5 separate regions of the Mus musculus genome follow, and all the other regions are linked to region 5. A link is a loop called in an ENCODE intact Hi-C map of the cell type or tissue named here. Cell type or tissue: heart. All regions are shown on one strand.

Region 1 (5,000 bases), 96 kb before region 5:
CTAGTCCCTGTAGGGGCAGCTTCCTGTTTGCGGTTTATCTCCTGGAGGAAGTTGGTATCTCTGGAAAACAGAGCTGGAGGAAAGGAAGGACTAGACACCAAATCTACACGAGACTACACCGTGCATGAGCAGAGATGCCAAACCCTTATTACCCTGTGCGGGAGTAAGGACAGGGTAGGATGTGGAATCAGGTTGTCTCTTTTCTCGTCTTACTTGCATGAATATATGTGCACCACGTGTGTGTGCCTGATGCCCACAAAGTTCAGAGGAGAATGTTCTATCCCCTGCAATAGGAGTTAGGGATGGTTGTGACTCACTATGTGGGTGCTAGGAACCTCTGCAAGAGGAACAAGTACAATGGCTAAGCCATCTCTTGTCGCACTGGGAGTTTCATTTCTTGAAGCATTGACATGGATACAAGTCTAAACTAAGTTGACCCTGTAGTTGTCAACGTCCCTCCAGCACCTCTGCCTGACTTCTCTGCCTCAAGTTGAGCTTTCGAGGATTGGTTATTTAACCATCACAATCACGCGCCCAGAGACACCATCTCCAGCACCAAGGCCTCGAGAACCATCGGACCTTACCCTTCCTTCACACCCAGAATAGATTCATCTTTGTCCACTCAGCCCAGAAACATGACACTCACCTTTGTGCGCGGTCCCCGAGGTCACTGCTCCTTGCTGATCCTGGGAGGCCAGGCTGTTCCTGGAGCGCGGCCTTCCCCGGTCGGGGCTCCCAGGAGCAACTACAGTCCCCGCCGCCGGACCTCCACCAGGCCTGGCCTTTGTGCAGAGGGCGCCACGCCCCAGGAGGGCCCAGGGTTCGCATGACACTACACTCGCCATTCCCTGCATGTCACGCGAGGGGCGCACGCTCTCCTAGCCAGGCTGCAGACACCCTTCAAGGCCGCTGCTCAGGGACACACCCCCGGCAACACCCACGCCCGCCACGCCCTCGCCAGCCACGCCCTCGCCCTGCCCAACCCCGCCCTAAAAGATCGGACCCTCAGGCAGTTCCTCCGGAACGCACCGGAAGTGGACTTTGCTTGAGCACAAGGCCCCCTGGGAAGTGTAGTCCCCAGCGGAGAAATCCTTTAGAGCCCAGCTGGTTTTTACAAGACCCTGTGGGAGAACCGCGGGACCCTGCCGGAAACACGAGTCCCGCGAAATTCAAAACAGTTCCTCAGAGGCTTCTGGGAGTCCTGGTGACAATTGGAGCGTACGAGTGCAGCGGCAGGGCTAGTGGCGCGCGATTTGAGGTTGTTTGGAGGAAGGGGAGTTGGAGGATGCTGTGAATTGGGCTGGGGCAATGCGGGCTTTTGGCAAGTCCACAGTGGTTCTGGTTGCATGTACTTTTCAGTTTGGGATTCAGTTGCTGCCATTGCAATCTTCACCTCTCCACTAGACCACCTCGACTTTAGTGCCTAGTGTTCAAAATGCCCCTCTGTATGTACTACCAAGTTTTAGGTCTGCAGGTTTCCCCAGGTTTTCTTCTGCGGTGCCTCTTTAATATGTTCACTCTTGCCTTTAATCGCAGTGCCCGGGAGTAAGAGACAGCCGGATCTCAGAATTCGAGACCAACCTGATCTGCAGAGCGAGTTCCAGGACAGTCAGGGCTACACAGAGAAACGGGGAAGCGGGGTGAGGTGAGGGGAGCGCAGTTTATTCTTTGTCGGTTTCATACATGTATATATACTGTATCTTGATCATATCCAACACATCTCCTCTCCCAACCATCCCCAATACTTCCACATTCCTTTTGCCACCCCACCACACTTTTTTTTTAAATATAGCCCTGTTAGTGCCGCCTACCAGTATACCAGTGGAGTGTGACATGAACAATCTACCAGAGGCCACATCCCCAAAGAAAAATGACTCCCACTCTCTCAGCTGCCATCATTTGCTTATAGCTCCTCAGCTAGGTGTGGAGGGGTACGCCCTTCCTCTATCAATGGCTATAATATTGATCGGCGCTGGTAATTACCAGCAATCTTGTGCTGGTAATCAGTTTCTATGAGTTCATGAGCACAACATGCCCAAAACCATTCCACAGCACTCCTTGCCATTCTCAGACTCTTACATTCTTTCTCCTTCGTCTAATACGATGTTCCCAGACCCTTGAGAAGGTATACAAGAATGTCCCATTTAGGACTGTGAGCTGCCTATTTTTGTCATTCAGTTATCATCTGAGAGAGTGTTGTGTGGCTCTGGATGTTCTGGAACTCACTCTGTAGACCAGGCTGGCCTCGAACTCGGAGATCTGCCTGCCTCTGCCTCTGGAAGGGCTGGTTTTAAAAGTGTGTGTCACTACCGCTGAGCAAGCAGAATATTCTTTATATAAAATGTTTGAGAACAAAAGTGTTATTTTTTTTTCTGAGTGGTAAATATGTGCATACCGTAATGAAATATTTTAGAAAAGAAACCAACATCTAAATATAAAACCATTTATGCTTCACAAACACCTCATATAACCAGAAGGAAATTTTATACTAAAAAATTCTTAAGCAAAAACAATATTGCAGCATTGTCACCACAAAGATTTTTTGAAAGGTTGGTTTATTATTTTATGTAAATGATGCTCTATCTGTATGTACATCCGCTTTCCAGAAGAGGGCATCAGATCCCAGGATAAATGGTTGTGAGCCACCATATGGTTGCTGGGAATTGAACTCAGGATTTTGGGAAGAGCAGACTGCTCTTAACATCTGAGCCATCTCTCCAGCCCCTGAAAGACTTGCTTTTATTTTATGTGGATGAGTGTTTTGTCTTCATGTATTGTGTGCATTGCGTGCCTACAGTTCTTGTGGAGCCCAGAAAAGAGCATCCCCTGGAAGTTGGGTTACAGACAGTTGTGAGCTGCTATATGGGTGCTGGGACCCAAATCCAAGTCCTCTGCAAAACCAGCAAGCGCTCTTAACCACTGAGCCATCTCGCCAGCCCTGGCAATTTGATAACAAATTGGGTGGGGGGTAGAGGAAGAGAATGAACTTAGGATAAACAAGGAAAGGCAGGCATACAGTCCAACAGAACCTACCATGAGATGGACTTTACAAAAACCACCCAGAGTCCTCTGGAACAACGAGAATGGAAGTTTGTGTCCCCTGTTTTCCTATTTCTGCAGTGTGTACTCATCTTGCATGTGATCTTTCAGTTTGTTTTTATCCAAGGCCTCGCTATGTAGCCCTGACTGCCCTAGAACTCTGTAAACCTGGCTGATCTCTAACTCAGAGACCCATCTGTCTCTACCTCCAGAGTGCTGAAATGAGATGTGTGTGCCTCCAAACACAGCCACAATCACCCTTTCAAATTTTACTTTTATTTATTTATTTGTATATATGCATTTGTAGGCTTGATTGCCCATGTGCGTGTGTGTGGAGACCATTAGTCGGTGTTGGGAGTCTGTCGCCCTCCACCTTACATTTTGAGATAGGATCTCATGGTAAGCCTGGGGCTCCCTGTTTCGGCTAGACTGGCCTGCTGGGGGCTTGTTAGTAAATATAAGAATGTTTCTTTTGTGACCTAGACTATATATACACATGTGTATTTTTTCCCAAATAAATTCTAATTCTTTGTTCCAGTCTTTAACTTCTAGGCACTTCCTAAAACAGATTCTACGTACCAGACCAGATTTAATTTCTTTACCAATAAGAAAACATAACCTTTAGGATCATTAGAAAGCTTCCATCTTAAATACACTACACATACTAATTGTTCCACCTGAAGACACTTTCAGTTTCTAAATTGTTGTCATCACCTAAGTTCCAAATTTGAGAGGCCATGGTTTAGAAATAATTTTTCTGGTCTAACACATTTTCTAAGCACCCCTATGGGTCAGTGTATTGAAGTCCTTTCATTTTATGTTCTCTTGGTATCTATTTCATTGAAGTTTTAACTTTCCCAGGCTGGAGGTGTAGGTCAGTCACCTTTGACACTTCCTAGTATCACACCATCCACAAGTGGCTCAAGCTGGTGCCAAGAACAAGAACCCGTCAAAGGGGGCTGCCTGCCTTCACTGCTCCCTTTAAATGCACTGCTGAAGATGGACTGGGCACATATGTCGCAATGATCACTTTCTACACCTGAGATGACCTCCCAGAACTCATGCCTGCTTGTTGCGACTCAACAAAGGAAATCTGTAACCCTGGGCCCAATAAAGCATTGGCTCAGGGATACCCCCTCATGTTCCTTTGCCTCTGTGTGTGGCCTCTCTGTGTTCTGTGCTGATGTGTCTCCTAATCATTGAAGGGATGTTCTCCATCCAAACTTAATACAGTCAATCATGTGGCTAAACATTTTATGTGCATTAAATAAACATTTTACAATGAGTATTAGAAGAGTTACATAAATAACATGTATATTTTTAAAAAGAAATTTTCTGACTGTAAAATAAATGAGTAATAAACTTGAAGGAAACAAGATGGATTACAGACATTTGAAAAAGTCCAAGCAAAACAATTGTGTTTTGGATCAGGAGGCTAAGGGGCCAAACCTAAATGGAAATACTTAGCAGGTATATGCACAGGACCTGAGGACAGGGAGGGATGCCTGAGATGACTGCATCAAGAACTCACCAATGATGGGTGGTTTAGGAACATTTACTGAAGATTTCTCCCCATCCCTTACATTCCTAAGAGCTCTTTGACCTGTGTGAGATCTTCCATGTAGAGTACAGTGAACAATCTGGTTGAAAGCTAAATTCTCTGATGAACGCTACAGGTTCGTAGGCGGCTAAAGGGTTTGCCATGGGGGACACATTTTTACAGTTTCTTTCCAGTGTGATACCTTTGGTGGCAATTAAGGGATGACTTTCTTCTGAAGGCCCTTCCACATTTCTCACATACATAGGGCCTCTGACCAGTGTGAAGTCTCTGATGCTGAGCACGGGAGGAGCCATCACCAAATGCCTTTCCACATTCCGCACATTTGTAAGGCTTCTCTCCAGTATGGACCCTCTTGTGTCTTATAAGATAGGCAGCATGTGTGAAGGTTTTGCCGCATTCA
Region 2 (5,000 bases), 150 kb after region 5:
ACCTTTGGTTTATGAGGATTCATATGGCAGTGTGGAGTTTTATTTGAAAACAAGACAAAAAACAGGCACCTCCTGATTTTACTCCCTGAGGACTGCTTTGGCCAGCTGTTCTTGGAGGACCTAGGGCAAGAAGCATACATATAAGGTGAATATATAAGGTGAAGCATATAAGGTGAATGGGACGATGAGGGCACCAGAGCCCAGGGGAGACAATAAGCTTTGAGGAGGTACCCACTCACTAGAGTGGGGCAGTTTAGCCAAAGTGAATTTAACATAACATTTGTTTTTGCTGTGGGTTTTGCTGAGGATCCAACCTAGAGTCTTGGATAGACATTTTAGATAAGGGTGCTACTACAGAGCTACATTCCCAGCCCTGCTTTTACTTTGTATTTTGAGATAGAGTCTTGCTAAGTTGGCTTTGAGCTCCTAGCTCAAGCAGGCCTTGAATTTTCAAACCTGTCTCAGCCTCCCACATAGCTTGGGATTGCAGGTCTGTGTAACCAGGCCTGCAGTTTGCCTTTCTTATGATATCAGGAAGGGAGAGATTCATTTGGTGAAGAATAGAGAACCAACCTACACTTGAATACTGGGCGCAAATGCTCTGCCTACAACCTCCTGAAGTGATCCAAGAGCTTGACCCTGATGGGGTGTCTTGAAATCATTACAACTGCTATCCTACAAAACAAAATAGCTGCCCCTTCTGTGTCCGGCTAGTCTATGGTCTAAGAGTTGTCTCAAGGTGATAGAGGAACCTTCCTGAGAAAGGACCGGGCAGCATCTCAAGACTGTCTTTAGACTGGCAAAGGTGGGCTGCCAGTCCAATGGTCCAGAGGTGAGGTTCTGAGTTCTGTCTTGTTGCTGGGGTATGTGAACTCACTCAGGCAGACAAGACACAGAATGCTAGGTAGCATTTTACCCTACGCCAACATCAGGTGCTGGGTATTTGAGAAGCACCGCTTGGGTGGGAAAATGCAGCCAAAGATGGGTACTTCAGCGCAGGTGAGAAACGATGCAAGCTGAGACTGAAGCTGGGGTTCCCTAACTTCTGGGTGTCCTGTTGCCACTAGAATCTGGGTGGAGTGTGGAATGGACGGGCCCTTGGGAGGCCGGAGCTGGGGGCACAGGGAACTCTGGCTTTGCTTAGCAGTGAATGACTGGGGAGCCTAGAGGGCCCTTCTGCAGGAGACTTAGGAGGCAGTGTTGCTCTGTAGGATGAAGGCTTCCTCCATGGCCCCCACGATGGTTCTTGATGAGAGAGACAGTGCTTGATTCTAAACTGTTTATTATTGTTCATCGTGGAGAACAGGTGTTTACAACCTCCTCAGGGTGGACCAGAGATGAAATGTCTTTTCAGGAAGGAGTGTCCTGGAAGGGAAGCTTATTGATTAACCCCTAGAACCCATCTAGATATCTCATTAGCATGGAGAATTCTGTTCTGTGTTACGTGACCAGGGGTCATGTTCTTTGTGTGGGGAGTTGTGGTCATCTGTTCCAGGCCAGGAAATCTGGTTGGGAGTAGGTGAAATATTCCCTGTCCTTAGGTATGAGGTGTTGGGGTTTCTGAACCTACTCGACCTTACCAGGTTTCCTGGCATGGTCCACTGCCCCACAGATGTACTGCATAGCTAGCAGAGTCGTATATCCCAGGTTCTAACGTTCTGAAATTTTATTTTGTGTATAAGTGTTTTGCCTGTGTGTGTTTATGTATACCACATGTTTCCCTGGTGCCTGGGGTGGCCAGAAGAGGGTATTAGAGCCCCTGGAACTGGAGCTACTTTGAGCCACCATGTGGGTTCTGGGAATCAAACCTGAGTCATCTTCAAGGACACCAAGTGCCCTTGACCACAGAGCCATCTCTGAAGACCGTACTGAGGTAAAAAAAAAGTTGTCTGCCCTATCTTTTCAGAGACAGTGCAACCAAGTGAAGCTGACCTCCTAGGCTGACCCTGCTGTCCCCTTGCTAAATGCCCACAGCATCACTTTCAAACCCCATTGCTCTTTAGAACCTGCTGTCCTGTGGAGCACAGGTTCTGGCCTATAGAGCCTCCAAGCATCAGCTGAAAAGGAACCCCACCCTTTAATTAGCTCCCCAGTCACTTAACATCTGCCTATTTACAAACCTGCACACTAAACAGAATAACCAGACACCTTAGGGAAAGTCAGAGCCTAAGGAAGAACTGTGCCTGACCAAAGTTCTTGTTCCTTACCAGCCTTCTCCAGTTCTTAGGCAGTGCTTCCCTAGGTTGTCACTTAACATAGCATGCTCCTCTGCCCCCTGCAGGTCCTTGTGGCCTGAGCTCCCAGACTTCTTGCTGTATTCAACATTCAGATTCCATGTCATGACTGCAAATACTGTTCAGAGATGCACACAGTACACTGGCACTCTGAATCTCTAAGCTTTAAAATGTTTTCAGTTCTATTTTGTCTGTGTGTGTATGAGAGGGTGTGGGGCAAGCATACCACCATGCACATGGAAGCCAGAGCAGAGCTTGAAGGCGTTGGTGGTCTTCTACCATGTGTGCATTGTGACTGAATTCACATTGCCAGGCTTAGGGCAGGCACATTTACCTGCCCAGTTGTCTCCCAGGCGCCATTATGACACTTTAGCACATATGCATTACTGTATTTCGTCTTTACCCACTTCTACCACCACCCTTGGGACTGGTCCCTTTCCCCCTCTTAGATAGTCCTCCTGCTTTCCTCTCCTCCCTCTGCTGTCTGGTCCTGCCCCGCCCCTGTTCTACGTTCCTCTTCCACATGTGTATTTAAGTCAGTCAGTCAGTCTCTGTCTCTACCTCTGTCTCTGTCTCTGTCTCTTTCTCTCTCTCTCTGTCTCTGCCTCTGTTTCTTTCTCTCTCTCTCTCTGTCTCTGCCTCTGTCTCTTTCTCTCTGTCTGTCTCCCTGTCTCTGTCTCTCTCTGTGTATACATATCAATGCTTGTAGATGTAGATTCTTGTATTGATCTTCAGCTGGTAGTTTGAGACAAGATCTCACAGAAACTGAAGTTCCATGTGTCACTCAGGTTGCCTTGCTGGGGAGTTTCCAGAATCCATTTGTCTCTACCAACTAGGCAGCATTGAAGATTCAGGACTGCACTGCCATGCCTGGCTTCTACATAGGTGTTGGGTATTTGAACTTGGGACCTTTTGCTTTCACAGCAAGTGAGCTCCATCCCCTTAACCCTGTACATTATACTTTCAGCTATTTTTCCTAAGATTTCATTCTTTACCTCTGAATAAAATTGTATTGTATGTATTCAAGACATTTTCTTTATCCGTTCTTTTGGGGAAGGGCTTCTAAGTTGGCCTCATTTCTTGGCAGTTGTGATTAACAGTGCAGCAGTAAACACAGTTGTGCAGATATCTCTGCTTTGGCCACTTTGTCTCCATTTGTTTTCTACTTGAATGATGCTAATTGGTTTTGCCTTAGATAGACTAGTGAGTCTCAGCCTTGAGCATGTGGGGTCACCTGGCTGGCTAGTGACAGTACATCTGAAATTGGGGGTTAAAGTGGAAACATGAAGGTTCTAGGGCTTTGCTGGGACAGTCCCCCTGGATACTCTGAGATGGGAACTGCTGCAGATGGGTTGAGTCAATGACCCAGTGTGGCTGTTCAGTAGATCTAGTTGGCCACTGCAAGTCTTGGCTTTCTGGTTCCATCACCACGTACCTGGCACCTGGAACCTGGAATATTTCTTCTGAGGAAGAAGTGTAGCCAGGGCACAGGACCACAAGAACCTTGGTTTTGATCCAAGAATTTACAGATACTAAAGAGGATTTGAAAACAGTTGGTAGGACTTAGAGGGAGAGAGAGATTGATAAGGGTCAGGGTATTCGGAAAAAGGGAAACAGAAAGCCACGTTTTTAATAGCATTTCTTTTCAATAGCGCTTGGGAGACAGGAGAAAGAGTAGTGACTAGGGTTCAGGGCCCAGGGTCCAGCAGGGTCTTGTTCCTCGTGTTGAGAGTGCACACAGGTCCTCTCCCAGGATGGTGTGGGAATTAGGTGGAAGCAGCTCTTCACACTAGGGCCAACCAAAGAGGGAATATTTAATCTTTGTACTTGTAACCTTGCAGTCAGCTAAGAGTTGCTGTGTGTGGCCTAGGACTCTGGATATCTAGGAAGGGCATAGCAACAATGTATACTCACCTGTCCCCTCCTTACTGTTGCAAGCCACCCCTGTCACTTCAGCTTCAGCCCTCCAGTCAGTTGTCGTGGTCTATGATCTTTATCCTCTGGTGAATTTATTTTTGATCTAGCCCCTGAAGGCCAGCGCCTGAACATGAGCTCCAGGCTGCTTCGAGAGTTCCCATCTTAACCTTTGACGTAAGCCTCCTTTTGAATTTTCTACAACTCCCCCACCTCCCAGTGAGGCCCAGCTGTGGTGGTCTGCAGGCAACATTTTATAGTGGAACTACAGGGGCCTATGAGGTATATATTTACTAAAGGGACTCTGTTTTCTTACCTTGTCTTCATGTGTATTGTCATTATCTATATGGCTTTAGGCTGGCCTCCTTAGGTTTTAAAACTGGACCATTTTATTTATTTATTTATTTAATTTATTTTTTCTTGTAGCAGGGACATTGCCTTACGTCCACTGTTAATCCAGTCCTGACAGGGAGAAAAGTGGCTTTACATATCTCTTGGACTTTGACAAGGGGAGCTATTGACCATTCACATCATTTTTCTCAGAAACCTGACTTTGATGGTTATGTGTCCCCATTGCAAAGTTCCACCTCCCTAGCATCCCATCAAAAAGAAGCAGGTTGCACAGATGTGGGTTTGACACAGCCTCAAAGTGGACTACAGCCACTCATTTGCTGGATTATCTCTGAGGCAGCATTTGAGCACTTGGAGCTGGTGAAAGAGGAAGAGAGTGTCCTGGGGGCTGTGAAAACCTGACAAAGAAGAGATGCCATCTGGGTGGGTTGGCAGGGGGTACCTGGTGAGGCCCTGGCATAGGACTGTGGGCCTTGGTTCTGCTGGGAAATGGGGAGGCAG
Region 3 (5,000 bases), 130 kb after region 5:
ATAAAATTCATATGGATCATAGAACTCAGAGAGTTACAAGATTCAATAGCTATGGCCAGGAAAATGGCTCAGGTAGTAGAGTGTACTTGCTGCCAAGCTTGACAACCGGAGTTAGACTCCCAAGACTCACATGATAGAAGAGGACCAACCAACTCCTGATAGCTGTTCTCTGACCTTACATGCACATGCATGGACACACACACACACACACACACACACACACAGTGCCTGCAAACCCCAGAAATGGAAAAAAAAATAATCCCACACAAATCAGATACAAAAAGTGACTTGAGGATAGCTGGCTGGAGTTAGAGAAGGAGTACACCCTGAGCATCACGGTGGAGTCATAGTGGGAAAGGAGATAAGGAGATAGGAGGGGCAAAACAGAATTGCACATTTACTAGAGTTTAAACAAAAACAAAAACAAAAAAAGATAAAGTTTGGAGAGACAAGAGAAAGCCTGGGGTGCCCAGAGCCTTGGTTCCTTGTAGTTGTCACTGAAAGTGGCACAAAGCTGTTCCCGTTAGGGTTTCGTGGGTACTAGGTGAGTGTGTACCCCTGAGCCTTTGAGGCTCACCATGGAGAAAATATGTATCTTCAGATTACTTGGTTTAGCATTCTAAGAATTCCTCTGTGTGGCCCAGGACTCGGGATGGAACAGTAACTACCGTGGCTGTGTCTGATGCTGCCAGTTTGCCTTTTAGTTTTGTTAGCTTTGAGCCAGGAAGGGATAGTTAATTTTTTTTTTTTTTTTTTTTTTTACTGTCCTCCGTTTACTCTTTACCTTTGGGGCCATTTTAATACCCCTGCTGTGGGTTCGCCTTTAGCCTTTTGATCAGTTACAAGCAGCCTGTGATCTTTATCACCCGTTGAAAGGTCCTGGCTGGTTTATCTTTAATCTAACCACGGAAGTCCAGCGCTTGAACATGAATTACAGGCAGTTTGGACATTTTCCATTACAGGGCTCAGCATAGGCCTCCTCTTGAATTTTCTAACTCTCTACACATCCTTAACAGTCTGCTGAGCAAAGACTTCTGGAGCACCTTGCTAAGGAGATGGCTATGCTTTCCATTTTCTTAGCTTGTCCTCAGGTGTCATGTATCGTTTTGCCTGTGGGCTTTGCTTCTTTAGGCTGCCCAGGATTTTCTCTGGTGCAGGAGGAGTTTGTTTAAAAAGTCCATCCCTTACTTAGTCCAAGTGTCAGCAGCACCTGACGCCTGCTTTTGTAAAGGTAGTTACGTGATGATGATACCATTTGTCTCAGAGAAGCTGACATTGACTTTCAAGTTTCAAATTGTGCCTTGGAAGCAGATATCTGTAGAGGGTCCTTTCATTCCTTTTCTTCATCATCAGCATCCTCCAAACTGTGATGGACCTTTCTTCTAGGAGAGTAATAAGTCATAAACACTTAATTTGGAGCCCTACTCTGAAGGTTCGAGGTCATTCTTGCTATGTCACTTAGTAAGGTAATGTGACCTCTGGTTCTCTGCAAAACAGGCCGATTTCAAGATGAGGTCGTCCCAAAATGCAACCCGCACCGGAGGCTCGAGCGGAAACATTTTGGGGAAAAACTCCAGATCTCGTGAACCGAATTTTTTCTTGAGACCGGCGTTGGCCTGGAAGCGCCCCGGGGCGGAAGGGGTTACGATGATAGAGACGACAGGAGGACTGGAGTAGTGGGAGCGTCGCCGCGGGCAGCTCACCGCGCAGGCGCGAGCGACGAGGCTGGGTTGGGGGCCGCCCCGACACCCGGAAGTGTGCGCCTAACGGGTCGAGCCCAGCCTTCTGTCCGGGGAGGGGGCGGGGCCCGAGCCCCTCGGAGCGAGGCGCCATAGAGCAAAACGGAGGACCTGGGTCCTAGATAATTCCGGAAGTAGCGTCCCGAGGCGCCTTTCCGTACCATAGAGCCGGAGGGGGTAGCGGTCAGGGGTCCTGGAGCTCCTCTGCCTAGAGTGGCGAGGTAGCGGTGGCGGCCTGGGAGGGGGAGGAGAGGGAGAGGCGCGAGCGGAAGCGGCCGGGAAGGTCACTTCCGGCCTGGGCGCCCGTCCCCCTGACCCCAGGGTCTGAGTCGCCGCTGCCGCCGCTGCCACCATCCGCGAGGCAGGCGAGAGGAAGAGTGCGGCGTGACGGCCCCGGGGCCGCGGAGGTGAGGGCGGCCGCGGGCTCAGGGGGGCGTGCGCCGAGTGGCTGGGATGAGAGCGCGTCGGGAAGCTGGGCTTCGGACGGGGGTGGGTGGGGAGGCGGGAGGGCGAGCGCGGCAGAGCGGACTAGTGCGCGTGCGTGTCGTGTTAGGGGTGTGTGTGGGGGGGGTGGGCGTGAGCGGGCGCGCGGCCGGGGAGTTCGCGCGCGCGCGCGGGAGAGATTGGCGCCGCGGCCTGGGACAATGCGCGTGCGCTACTCCGGCGGCAGTGCTGGGCCGGCAGGCACCTGGGTTATCCAACCGGTGGGGTCCGGGCCACCCGGACTGGACTTGCAGCCGGTCATGGCCGGAAGTGCCAGGGACTTGTTGCGGGGGCGAGGCTTGATGTGGGGAGAGACCCCGCCGCCTGGATTGGGCTGACCGGAAACGGCGGCCCATGGTCAGTCTCGGCCCAAGTTCTCCCAAGTCCTCTCCTTCCTCAAATCGAGTCGCCTGGCCCGTTGCTGCCTCGGGGGCCATGCGCTGGCCTTTGATCCAGCGAGTAATTACGGGATGCAGGTGGCGGGAGGCTCATTCATCTATTTCCCCCGCGCGTGCTGACCGGCGGCAGGAAACACGTCCTGGGAGGGGAAGCGCCAGGCCAAGGTCAGCACCGTGTGGGTCGTCCTGGGCCGCCTGGACTGTTGCCTTCCTCCCCTGGGCGGACACAGGGCTGGGTCCAGCGCGGAGCCCCGCCCCTTAGCAGACCTCCCGCCTCCACCTCCAATCTGTACAAGAGTTAGGTCATAGGGTGACCCCCAAGCCCCGGGAATGTGTGCCCCAGCACTTACAAAAGGTCAGTCGGAAAAGTGATCCACAGACGAAGAAGTGAGTGGGGAGTGAACTGACACCTGTCTTAACACCAGGATAGGAAAATGAACATGAACTGGGGTTGGAAAGCAGGAGCTGAGACCTGACCCAGGACGACCTTAGGCGTTATTGCCCAGGTCGTTATTAAAAACGCAGACCTGATGGGTTCCCCCAACCCCTTAATTTCTGATTCAGGCTCCATGTTTGGCGTTGTTGAGAATCTAGCTGAGATCTGGCCTCTGCTCTGGGGAAAGCTTTAAGCCTCTTGGGTCAAGTGCAGGTAACTTTCCCCTCCTGCTTCTCTGGAGTCACTGAGTGCTGTGCTGCCATGGCCCAGAGAACTTTCACATTAGATTCTGACTTGGTTTATCTCATGTGTTCTCCATCTGAGCAGAGAAGGGTATATCCTCAGGCTTGGCCCATGGTGAAATTCAAGAATGATTTGCAGCTACTGGGAATATTGCCCACGAGCTCTGAAGCTCAATTCCTCGCTTCAGCTCCTAAGTTCTGCAGCCATAGATAAGAAATTTCATGCCATTCCTCACGAGGACACAATAGAGGTGTTAAAGTGATACACCCAGAGCAAGGGTTTTCATACTTTTGCTTTCAGGCAAAAGTTCAAAAAGTCTCTGGAGCCAGCTCCTGAGTTCCAATTTTGGCTCGTTTATGGTTCCGTGACCTTGGATGTGTCACTTCCCCCTTTCCCAGGCTGTTTCCACTACTTAATTGTTACACTGTTACAGTTCCCTGACTATGCCCAGTCCATCAAGACTACAAACTCCACTAACCCCAGGGCATTGAATTTCACTGGTGGGGATGTGGGTTGGAGGGCTGTTCTCAAGGTTTCCATGGGCCAGGCCTGCTGGTGGGTGACACTGGCCAACTTGACAAGGCTCTTGTAGTTCTTGTTTTGCAGTAGCTTAGGACAATAGGGAGATATGCCAGAGTGTCCCTGAGCGTTTTAGGCCCTACAGGACGTGGATGCTGAGTCTTGGACAAGGGGACCCTGAGACTTATGGGAGATGGCAGAATGTATAGAGCTCAAGGCCATCAGTAACTCTGTAGTCACTAATGGGCACCCATAGCTCTGTGGGTCCCAGACACACTTCACAGACTTTCCAAACCCACATTGTCATCCTCTGACTGACTAGGGATGCACCAGGTGTTGGGCCTCCATATTTAGGAGAGACTGAACATTTGATGACTTGCTTTGAGAGGTTGGCAGGCACCTGCTACAGAGTTCTCTTGACACCCTGGGACAGAAGTGGTCACCTTAGTTTTGGCAAGATAGGACACCTACTTGCTGGTACTTGTGTGCCCTAGGCCGTAAAGTAGTTTCAGGATACAGTATGTGTAGCTTTGTGATTGTAGTGCCACCCCTTTAGTTCTGTTGGGCATGCTGGATCTGGGGTTACAGCCCTATTCTTAAGTGCTAGCCATTGGGTTGGGCTCCTGGTTCCCTATTCCGTGGGTAAAATGTTAGGAGACTGCATACAGGGCTGCTGGCTGGAAGACTCTTGAGACCTGGCCGCATTATAGAAGACCTATAGTAGGATGATTTGGAATAGGATAAGCAGAGTAGAATAAGCGGAGGTGACTAATACTGGTGGCTGGAATGGGTAGGGAGACTTGAGATCTGTGCCAACTGTAGTGGAGGCCTCACTAGCCAGCAGGACGAGTGCAAGCTGAGCTGTTATGACCTTGAGGTAGATCCTAGCCCCTGTCCAAGTGGGCTGGGTGACCCTGTTGCCACTGTGCTTTTCCTATTCTGTCTCTGCCTTGGCCTCTCCCTTTGGGCTCCCAGAACAGTGGCTTCTCTCCTGTTCCTGGTGTGGAGTGCCTGCCTTACAGGGGATAATGCTGGGGACTAGATGCTCATCAGATAAAATCTCAGCCTCAAAGCTAAGGGCAAGGCTGCTGAGAGCATAAGTTTGGGTTTGTGTGCAGGATCAGTTGGTCAGGGCAGAGTATAGTTCCTACTCTCCTTTGAGGACTCAGTCTTCTGGAAATT
Region 4 (5,000 bases), 840 kb before region 5:
ATAATAATATTTATTTAAAGCAACTACTATTGAAGACTTATTCTCAGAGGACCATGAAGCTTTTCTGACATAAATCACATTGTAGAATATAATTGATGTCGTTTTGTTTTGTTTTGCTTTGCTTTGCTTTGCTTTGCTTTGCTTTGTTTAAGACAGGGTTCTCTGCAACAGACCTGGCTGGCCTGGAAATCACAAAGTTCCACCTACCTCTGCCTCCCAAGCCCTGGGATTAAAGATGTACACCACTACTCCCACCATAAAAGGTATCTTCAAAAATACAAAACAATCAAAATTATTACTTGTATCTACTCATGTAACAGTCAAGTAAAACTAAAATCTACAAAGTATGCAAAGAAAAACATCAGGAGGAAAATCTAAAAATTCTTAAATTCCAATGTAAATGAAAATACCATGTATGGAGGGACAATGTGGCGCTGTAGGTTCAAGGCCAGCCTGCAGATTTTCATATAGTTCACAGGCAGCCAAGGACATATAAAGATACCCGATTTCAAGAAGGAAGGAAGGAAGGAAGGAAGGAAGGAAGGAAGGAAGGAAGGAAGGAAGGAAGGAAGGAAAAGAAAGGAAGGGAGAGAGGGAAGGAGGGATGGAGGGAGGGAGGGAAGGAGGGAGAGAGGGAGGGAGGACGGAAGGAAGGAAGGAAGGAAGGAAGGAAGGAAGGAAGGAAGGAAGGAAGGAAGAGGGGACGGAAGGAAGGAAGAGAGAGAGAGAGAGAGAGAAGAAAGGAAAAAGGACCCTTGGGATACAAACAGTTCTAAAGAAGGGCTGATAGCTATGAAAGCTGTATCAGTTACCTTTCACATCAATGTGGCAGGATATTTAATATATGTAACATAGGGGACTTCAATTTAGTCATTGAAACTTGTTTTGTCACTCGTTGTCCTGGCTTGAATCAAAGGGTAACAAAAGAAAAAAAACAAAATCCAAGAAGGGCTGGAGTGATTGCTCAGCAGTTAAAAGCACTAGATGCTATTTCAGCCTTTAGGCAAAGAGCAGGCTACATCTGACTATTGTCACTCTGTTCTGTTGTGAGGCCACTTTCCTTGGACAAAGAATCCTTGTCCATCTTATACTGTACCACTTTGTGGAGCTGGTGCTTGCCACATTGCTTGCAGAAAGTCTGGAGTATCTTAGTAATGTTCACATGTTTACAGGAGTAGTACTGGCACAGAAAGGAAATACAATCTTCAGGAGAGTAAAAATAAAAACAATAAAAACAACCTTCTAGGACTGGATTGCTATCAGGGACATCAGCCCTGTGCCTGGGCTCATTATCCAGACCCCAGGGTTCTGTAACATCAGTAGACCGGGGACCATGTACCATCTCATCTGCATCAAGAGTTTGCAGCCCAGCTGACCCAGCTGACCTGAGAGGCTCATGAATAGAGGCATTCCTACTTAAGGCTTAGAATCAGTCACACTAAGGCAGCAGATTTCAGACTTGTCCAGATGTCAGAAGACAAAACCTATCTCCGCTCCTACCTTCCAACCTTGTTTTTCTTTTAGTAAAAGGGTTTCTTGTGTATTACTGGAAATTGCTCTGTAGAGAAAGTTAGCCTTGAACTCCAAGATCCATTTGTCTCTGCCTCTCAAGTGCTGGAATTAAAGGTGTATGAGCCATCTCTTCTGGGTATTGTAGTTCAGACAATGTGGACCATGGGAAACCGGGACAGTTGCAGAAGGGGAAAGTGGAGAAGCGATATGCATGAAATTAACAGGACTTCTGCGGACACTGTCATGATTACAGATACGCCCGTGTTCGCATTTTCCAGAGCAGTCTTGGGGGGGGGGGGGAGTACAGCAAAGCTTCCTAAATGTTCCTAAATGTTCCTTTAATTTTCTCTTAGCACAATAGAAGCATTAATCCTGACGACTCCATAGTGGTGTGAGAAGTGTCTGAATCTAGAGTCCTGTGGTGAAGGAATCTTTGAATCCAATCCAAACATGTCCTTTTCCCCTCTTCCATGGTCACCATTTCTGTATTTATTAGCCCACGAACCTGGCGAGTATCATTTCACACAAGGCAAATGTCTCAAATGCAAAATTCAACTTTGCCCGTCTCCTGTATTTCTAGACATCAAATAAAACAAGGTTTCACTATGTAGCCCTGTCTGGCCTGGAACACACTATGACAGCTTCGAAAACACAGAAATCTACCTGCCTCTGCCTGCAGTTCTGTAATTTAAGAGTTCCAGCAAGCCTGACCTTGTGACTCAGCCTCTACTATTTCTAATCCACATCTAACTCACCTAAGGTAGAAAACGGTGTGGAGAAAATAGTCTCCACGCCAGTGCCAAGAAATCCACTGAAACTTGGTCTTGTCAAGCAGGGCAGTTGTGTCCGGATCGCAGAAATTTGCTCCTGCATGAACTACATTGCCCAGAAAACATTGCATGAAACTCAGCCAATGAAAATGGGCATTTCAGCGACGGCGAGAACCGTTGGGCGGGACTTTTGGCTTTGCGTGCTGGAGGTTCTTTGTAACTTCCTGGACCCGTCAGTATGGCTCACAGAAAACTGGTGTCATCTGCTTTGGCCATGGCAGGAAAGCCGGCACGTTAAAAGCGTTTGTCCCCCGTCACAGAGACGGATCTGAGGTTTGCGACAGCTCGTGTGATCTGATCCAGGCTTCGAGTGCGGATGGCGACTTCCCAGGGCCCCACCATCCTCTGGAGCCCGATGGTGATTGTGGAGGCTGCGGGTGGAGCCCTGCCCCAGGTGAGTGCCTAGTGATCGCCCACCTACCTGAGTTCTAGAGCACTGAGATCTGGGTCAGGAGCCAACAGGGCAGACGTTCATGTCCCCGACTGTAGGGTACGGATGAACGAAATAATGTTTTTTGACATCTGTGTGCTAGATCGCTAGAGCCATCCCCTCTGACTCACAGTGCCTGTTGGACTGTACCTCCCAAGGCTTGTGGGCGGGCCTGAGCTCGGAGACAGAGCCCTGGGGTGACCTCTACTGGCGTTTTAGATGAGGGAAAAAGGGCCCAGTACCCCTAAGGACCTGACTTTTGTTTATAGAGAGACTGGTAGCCATGGAAGATTTGAACAGAGGTGAAACTTGATCTATTCAAACTTTCCCAAGCATCTCCGGGGGAATATTGAGCAAGGATGAAGTTATGTGGATGGAGACAGAGATCTATGAATCCTTAGGTAAATGCTGTGGACTAATGCAGCAGTTAGGGTTGTAGACCATAGAGGGAGAGATTAGTCTTCAAATATCTGAATTTTTTTGAGACATATGTAAACGAGGCTATGTAAACGAGGCTAGAATCAAACTTGCAATCCTTTAGAGTGATTGGATTAAAGGCAGGACCTCCCACTTCCTGCTTGTTTGACTTTAAAGTAGTACTTTCTTTCCCTTTTATTATTCATTCATTCATTTACTTACTTACTTACTTACTTATGTGAAAACATTCAGCATTTAACTAAAGTCTGCTGTGTTAACTACTTTTCCCCCTGGAACTCAGGTCTGGCTGGCCTATGTAGCCAGTGCTTGCCTCAGTCTCCGAGATCTGCCTTCCTTTGCCTTCCAAGTGTTGCAGTTAAAGGGATGCACACCATGCTTACCCAATAACTTTTTTTTTTCATTTTCCCCTTGGCTTTTTATAGAGACAGGGTTTCTCTGTGTAGCCCTGACTGTCCTGGAACTCTCTCTGTAAATCAGCCTAGCCCTGAACTCAAAGATCTACCTGTCTCTGCCTCCCTAGTTCTGGCATTAAAGGAGCGTGCCACCACTGCCTGACATCTTTTTTGGTTTTTTGAGACAGGCTTTTTCTGTATAGGATTAAAGATGAAAGCCACCACCACCTGCCTCCCAATTGTATATAGATAAACCTATACATTCTAAAACAATTGTGTGTTTGTGAAATTCTCGACACAAGCATTAGTGAGGTGCATAGGAAACAGCTGTACTGAGTACTTCACGCATAGGACTCAGTTTGGTGCAATCACTTTCCTTTTGAGCTAGGATTGTGTGGCGGTATTAATGAGAATGATTTCCATAGGCTGATGTATTTGAATGCTTAGTCACCAGGGAGTGGCACTGTTTGAGAAAAACTAAGAGGTGTGGCCTTGTTAAAGGAAGTGTGTAGCTGGGAGAGTTTGCCAAGGCTAGTGTCTCTCTCTGCCCGAACCCCACCCCTCTTTCCTGCTGCATCTATATTAGGACGCAAAGCTCACATCAGCTACTGTGCCAGTACCACACCAGTCTGCTTCCCACCATGATAATGATAATGGACTAACCCCCATGAAACTATAAGCAAGCCCTACTTAAATGCTTTTGTAAGAGTTGCCTTGGCCATGGTACCTCTTCACAACAACAAAGCAGTAACTGAGACAGGCTGCCATGCTTATCCTCAGGTAACAAACTGAAGAGATTGATTCTTTGTCCAAGGTCACCCAGTAAGAGACACCATTAAGGGATGGAGCCCAGTGGGTACCCGACTGCATGTATGAGAGGGGACTTGGGTGAAATTTTGGGATACCAACACTCTTGCTTATTATTCCCAACCTTGTTTTTCTACAGGTTTCCCAGTATTCAGTGAAACCTGCCAACCAGGAAGAGGTAAGTGGAGGGTGCCCAGGAATCACACTCCTGACTTAACACATAAGGGACCTCAGGGACGGTGGTGTCCTGGGACTCTGTGCTGGAATTGTCTCTGTCCTTTTGTGATAGTTTGTTTATGCTTGGCCCAGAGAGTGGCACTAATAGGAGGTGTGGCCTTGTTGGAATAGGTGTGTCACTGTGGGCATGGGCTTAAGACCCTCACCCTAGCTTCCTGGAAGCCAGTATTCTGTTAGCATCCTTCAGATGACGATGTAGAACTCTCAGCTCCTCCTGCACCATGCCTGCCTGGATGTTGCCATGCTCCTGCCCTGTGATAATGGACTGAACCTCTGAACCTGTAAGCCAGCCTCAAATGTTGTCCTTTATAAGGGTTGCCTTAGTCATGGTGTCTTTTCACAGCAGTAAAACCC
Region 5 (5,000 bases):
CCCCTCCCACCCCCACCCTCTGGCAAAAGAAAAAAAATGGCTGTGTGCTAAGACAGAGTGAGGTGAGGAAGGCTTGTGGAACCAGATCAGGAAGGTGACAGTGAGCAGTTTCTGTGATAAGATATAACTGGGGGAAAGGTGAGAGGAACTGAGCAGGAGAGAGACTAATCAGACTTTCTACTTAACAAAATTTGGAGGTGGCTACACGGCATAAAAATGGCTTTGGTGACTGTGGAGAAAGCAAATGGTGTACTAGAGTCAGTCATTAGGCAGCTATCTCCAAAAAAATGTGGACAAAGTGCAGCCAGTAGGGACTAAGGAAACCTCTTTACCCATGTGTCCACAGGAGTCTCCATTCTGAATTTAAGAGCAGTGCCTGTGTAGCCCTGTCGTGGAAATCTATTTGTAAACCAGGCTAGACTTGACTTCACAGAGACTCACCTTCCTCTGTCTCCCATGGGCTACTGTGTGCTAGCATTAAAGGTGTCTGGCCTGAGGCCCTTCCCACTCCCCACCACTCCTCTACTGAAGCCTTCAAGCTACCTTGATAAGGAAGACACCCAACAGGTTCCACAGGTCAGGGTAGGATGCAACTTTCCCGCAGGACCATTCTTGGGCAGACACCAAGAAGCCAGGTTGCTTGCCTAGGGATAAAAGGAGTCTGGAGGGTGTGTGCACCACTGCTCAATCCAGAACCTCTGCTAGAGGTGAAAGACGGCCAAATTCCAAATGTAGACACTAAAACTCCTTTGGAATTCACCACTACAACCCTACCTGTACACAGGCCAACAACACAACAGCAAACCTCCACCGTCAGCACTACAACAAAGGCCAGACTCTACACCGCACTCAGTATGTCCCAGGCATTGTACAAGGCATTTCACCTGTATTATTTCACAGTCCGTTTAGCCTTTCCATCAACACTCTGATGAGCGCCATTTATCCCTTTGTACAGAAGGAAAAGTCTCATCCTTAACAGGTTCAGTTTCCCAGACTAGGCCATCACATCTCCTCCTCTAGAGGAGCCCGTTGCCACGGTAACAAATGAGATGAGGCACGATCAATCACACACTGGCACACACTCACAAAGCCATTGTCATCTGATGGCTCACTGTATCTCTAGACTTTGATAAATAACTTCATCAGCCTCTCTCTCTCACACACACACAAACACACCCGCCAACACTCTCACACCAGCACAGCTAGTGACATAGAGATACTCAGAACTGTGTGCCCACACCCTTGGGCCCCTCTAGCCTGCGGTGGCCTCCTTTCCCACTAGGACCTGTACAGTCACCTGTCCCTGGGCCCCACAGGCCGAGTGCCCTCAGACTATGATAAACAGCTCCATCAGTCTATCACACTCACACACAAGTACAACCGAGATGCTCAGAACTCTGTTCCTACATCCACTAGCGGCCCCTTGTAGTGTCTTCCTTTACACAGGGCACACTGGTCACATCACGCAGTTGGTGGTATTCGCACCTGTTTCTTGGGGCTCACAGGCCTAGTCGGTCTCTCCCTCTCCCTTCCCCCCTCCCACTTCCCTTCTCCCGCGCCCCCCTTCCACTTCTCTTCTCTCGCGCACACACATATACACACGTGGAGTCTCCTGAAGGATTCTCATACTGTGTTCACCCCACAACAAACAATATACGCCAAGCATACACGAAGCTTCAGGCGTGCACCCGAATCAACTCAGATCACCAGAGCGACCCACGCAAACAGGTCTCTGTCTCTCTCTGTCTCTCTGTCACACACACACACACACACACACACACACACACACACACACACACACACACACGCTATCAATCATTCCCACTGAAGGAAGGCTCGCAGTCACCAGACCCCCTCACCTGTCTCCCTGCTGCGTCCTCCGTCTCACAGCTGCCACAGAACTGCTAGCAACAGAGCTCCCGCGCCTGCGCACTCGCCTCCCAGACCCCCAGGGATCCCTTCAGGGCCTCTCCCCGGTCCCCCCGCCCCTCCAGAAGGACGCAGGCCAGTGCGGCCCCGCCCCCAGGGCTTCCCCCGGAGCGCGGAGCCACGCCCCCTGACACGCAACTAGACGCTGCAGTCGCAGAACCCCGGAGACAGCGCGAGGCCACGCCCTCAATAATTTGGTTGGCTATTCTGCCGACCCGTGTGCGCCCTCCTACGCTAAGCGCTTTTCTAAGGGGTTCGGCCAAGCTCCCGTTAGAGTCCATTCAGCATGCGTCCTTTCCGGGATGCTTCTCCTAGCGTTCCACACCTCGGACTCACTGGGCTTCCACGCGCCTTACGCCGTGCGCAACCGCGAGCTTGTACCGCCAACCTCAGGCTTTGGCAAGAGACTAAGGATATCCACGCCCAAAAGGGTGTTTCCATCCTCGTTGTCGCCTGTCTGGAGACCTTGTGACCCTCAGAGGAGAGGACAGAGTTTCTTCTGTGGCTGTTTAGAAAGCCATGGGGGAAACGATGGGCACGTGAGAAGAGGAGCGTTCCACCTTGGAGTCTGATTGAAGACTCTCCACAGCACAATTCAACACTTATAAGGCCGTACTCCCTCCCAAACTATAAACCTGAAATTTTCTAGGAACTCAGTATAAATCTCACGTAAAGGGGAAAGGCCTGCCCTAAACCTCTTGAGCAACCCTAATGATTTCTGGTCCTACCTTATCAAATTATAACTCCATTCAAGCCACTTCCGGAGTCACTTTACATCTCACCAAGTAGAAAGAGAATAGGGGTAATACTTGAGGAAACCCTAGGCTCAGTGAAGGACAAGGAATGACTCTCGGGTCGCACAGCAATCACCAGGATAAGGGTAGACTAGACACCAGACCCTGTTATGGCATCCCTTAGCAAGAACACAGTCATTGGTGTGTGCACAAGTGAAATGCTGTCAGCTGCACAATTCAGTATACCCAACCTGCGTATAAATATAAGTGCCTAGAGAAAGGGAAGTGACTCATTTAGATCTTCAGTCAAGACAGTGATGAGCGTCAACTGTGACATCTGAATGGTCATGTGGGAAACAACGGCACTACTGAGCAAACACAGCATTTCATTTCACCGATGGGAAAACTGAGGTTCCAAGCACATTGGACCTTACCTGAGGCCCCAGAAATAGGAAGTAGGAGGGAAGCACAGAGGTTAAGTTCTACACATCATTTCTCTAAAGGGGAAACCAAGAGACTGAGAGAGCCCCAGTCCAAGAATGGGGGTACAGGGTGGGAGGCTCCAAAGAAGAAGTGTGACTCAGATTCTCACAAGTCTTTCAAAACCTCCATCTATCCAGGAGAAACTATGATGTTACTACCAAAAGAGGCAGGGAATTCGTTATCTTGGAGACCAGAAAGGGTGAGACTAAAGGTTGCATTCATTTCCCAGTGAATGAAAACTAAAATAAAATAAAAAGGGAAGAACATGACTGTTCCTAGGTATGGTAGATGAGAAGGTTTATTGTAGATAAAGGGACACATAGTCAGAGGCACGGATGTCTGAGAGAGTCCAAAGTGAACATGACCCTAAGCAATATGAGGAGAGGGAGGAGGGGAGAGAAGAGGGCTAGACCAAGAGGCCAGGAGGCTAAAGAGAGTAGGTGAAAGGACCAGGTAACCAAAATGATTGGATTGCATAGGGAAGGAGAGCTGGGGGAAGGGTGGCCCAGCCCCTGGGCTGGAGAAGTTTAGGGTAGAGGGCAGAGTATGCCTGCCAGGAGGGCCCTGTAATAGGTACAAACTGAGAAAGGCAGGTAGAACCTGGTGGCCAGGTCCCCTTTAATATCTTAAGTAGGCACTTTTGTCTGGGGCTTGAAACTTAACACCCAGGAGACCTCTTTGGACCTCAGGAACGTGCACGCCTTGCATGCTCAGACTAGCCTCTCCTGTCATACTTGCAACTGTCCAGTTGACCCAGAGGAAATAAGAAGAGGCCCCGCCTCAATACACTTATGCCACCCTGAAATGTGTCCTTTTGCCTACTGGGGGTGGAAGGATACAAGGTTGGGGAAGGGGTTTGTTGAGAAGACCAGCCACGGAGTAAAGAGTAACAACACCATGAAAAAAAATTGCATGAAAAAAGGCCAAAAAGAAACTTAGAATTTAGGCTGATGAGATAGCTTAGTGAGTAAGAGCATGGACTGCTCTTCCAAAGCAAAGTCCAGCAACCACATGGTGGCTCACAACCACCCGTAATGAGATCTGATGCATTTTTCTGGTGTGTCTGAAGACAGCTACAGTGTACTTATTTATAATAAATAAATCTTTGGGCGAGAGCGAGCCGGAGTGAGCAGAAGTCCTAAATTCAATTCTCAACAACCAAATATAGGCTCACAACCATCTGTACAGCTACAGTGTGTACTCGTATACATAAAGTAATTAAAAAAAAACTTAGAACTTGTATACTAACATAAAAAAGAATTAAAATGAAGTGAAGAAAGAAAGAAGAAAAAGAAAAAGGAAGCGAACAAATAGGCCTCTCCACCAGTCGGAATCCTGCTCTCTCTAGAAGCAGTCTTTCTCCCCCTAACCTAACCAGCGGTCTAGCGTTTCTCTGTCTCCAAGGCTACAAATTGTAGGCTTGAAGTGGTGCAGAGACTTCTGGGTATTGTAGTGTCAAGGAAGCAGAGAGGTGGGAGGCGCGCTTGTCAATAAAACGGAGTTTGTTAGCAGAAACGTCTGAACCAAGGAATGGTTTGGAAGACTGAAAACGCCTTGCAGATATTCTTAGGGTGTTAGCATTGTGTTAGGAAAGAGGGAGGCGAAGAAAGGGCTAGGCGCGAGGGATTGTGGGAGTTGTAGTTTTGCATTCTGTGGCGATCTGGAGACGGAAATGACGAGACTGCCGCCTCGCGTCAGATGTGAGGACAGCAGACCCTGTGTTTAATCTGCTTTTCCCCCCCAAGCCAGAGTTCCAAGGTCAACTAAAAAGGCTGATTCCCACAAGGATTCTCATGACCTTCCTAAGAGCACCGGCGACGTGTGAGGATTGGAGTGTGGAGTGATTGGAGTGGG

Evidence for each region. Hi-C counts contacts between places; a loop is a spot of excess contacts. Peaks named below come from ENCODE experiments on the same cell type or tissue, not always from the same donor. Only the 100,000 strongest peaks of a DNase experiment are listed, where the experiment ranks them.
Region 1: a loop joins it to region 5, with 3 times the contacts of the local background. A loop is called at or near these places in 7 of 42 quality-filtered maps.
Region 2: it touches region 5 in a loop (2.8-fold over the local background); 10 of 42 quality-filtered maps call a loop at or near these places.
Region 3: a loop joins it to region 5, with 4 times the contacts of the local background. A loop is called at or near these places in 8 of 42 quality-filtered maps.
Region 4: it touches region 5 in a loop (6-fold over the local background); 2 of 42 quality-filtered maps call a loop at or near these places.

The regions. Positions count from the first base shown.
Region 1 is chr7:6,379,248-6,384,247 of GRCm38, reverse strand. Zfp78 (zinc finger protein 78) reads right to left here. Exons shown (of 5, transcript NM_001025163.1): 5 at 1,643-5,000. The coding sequence ends at 4,757. It overlaps Zfp28 (zinc finger protein 28), which reads right to left and starts at 930. Exons shown (of 7, transcript NM_175247.3): 1 at 647-930; 2 at 1-73. The coding sequence starts at 854. In heart, CTCF peaks have their summits at 851 and 2,624 (motif pointing right); a DNase peak (open chromatin) is centred at 977; H3K4me3 peaks cover 2,044 bases; H3K27ac peaks cover 1,329 bases.
Region 2 is chr7:6,133,967-6,138,966 of GRCm38, reverse strand. The region is part of intron 2 of Zfp787 (zinc finger protein 787); the gene reads left to right. Among named protein-coding and RNA genes, the nearest start is that of Zfp787, 19 kb to the left of the region's middle. In heart, a CTCF peak has its summit at 2,289 (motif pointing left); no DNase peak of the experiment used is centred here.
Region 3 is chr7:6,152,991-6,157,990 of GRCm38, reverse strand. It overlaps Zfp787 (zinc finger protein 787), which reads left to right and starts at 2,026. Exons shown (of 3, transcript NM_001013012.2): 1 at 2,026-2,146. Gm36371 (a long non-coding RNA gene) reads right to left here and starts at 772. Exons shown (of 2, transcript XR_391130.2): 1 at 1-772. In heart, no CTCF peak of the experiment used is centred here; DNase peaks (open chromatin) are centred at 1,930, 2,380 and 2,740; H3K4me3 peaks cover 3,009 bases; H3K27ac peaks cover 2,534 bases.
Region 4 is chr7:7,118,959-7,123,958 of GRCm38, reverse strand. It overlaps Zfp954 (zinc finger protein 954), which reads left to right and starts at 2,483. Exons shown (of 5, transcript NM_172738.3): 1 at 2,483-2,736; 2 at 4,549-4,587. The coding sequence starts at 2,659. In heart, a CTCF peak has its summit at 2,976 (motif pointing left); DNase peaks (open chromatin) are centred at 2,478 and 2,928; H3K4me3 peaks cover 1,569 bases; H3K27ac peaks cover 1,029 bases.
Region 5 is chr7:6,283,514-6,288,513 of GRCm38, reverse strand. Zfp667 (zinc finger protein 667) reads right to left here and starts at 1,934. Exons shown (of 5, transcript NM_001024928.2): 1 at 1,860-1,934. In heart, a CTCF peak has its summit at 4,852; DNase peaks (open chromatin) are centred at 1,253, 2,023 and 4,863; H3K4me3 peaks cover 2,615 bases; H3K27ac peaks cover 2,303 bases.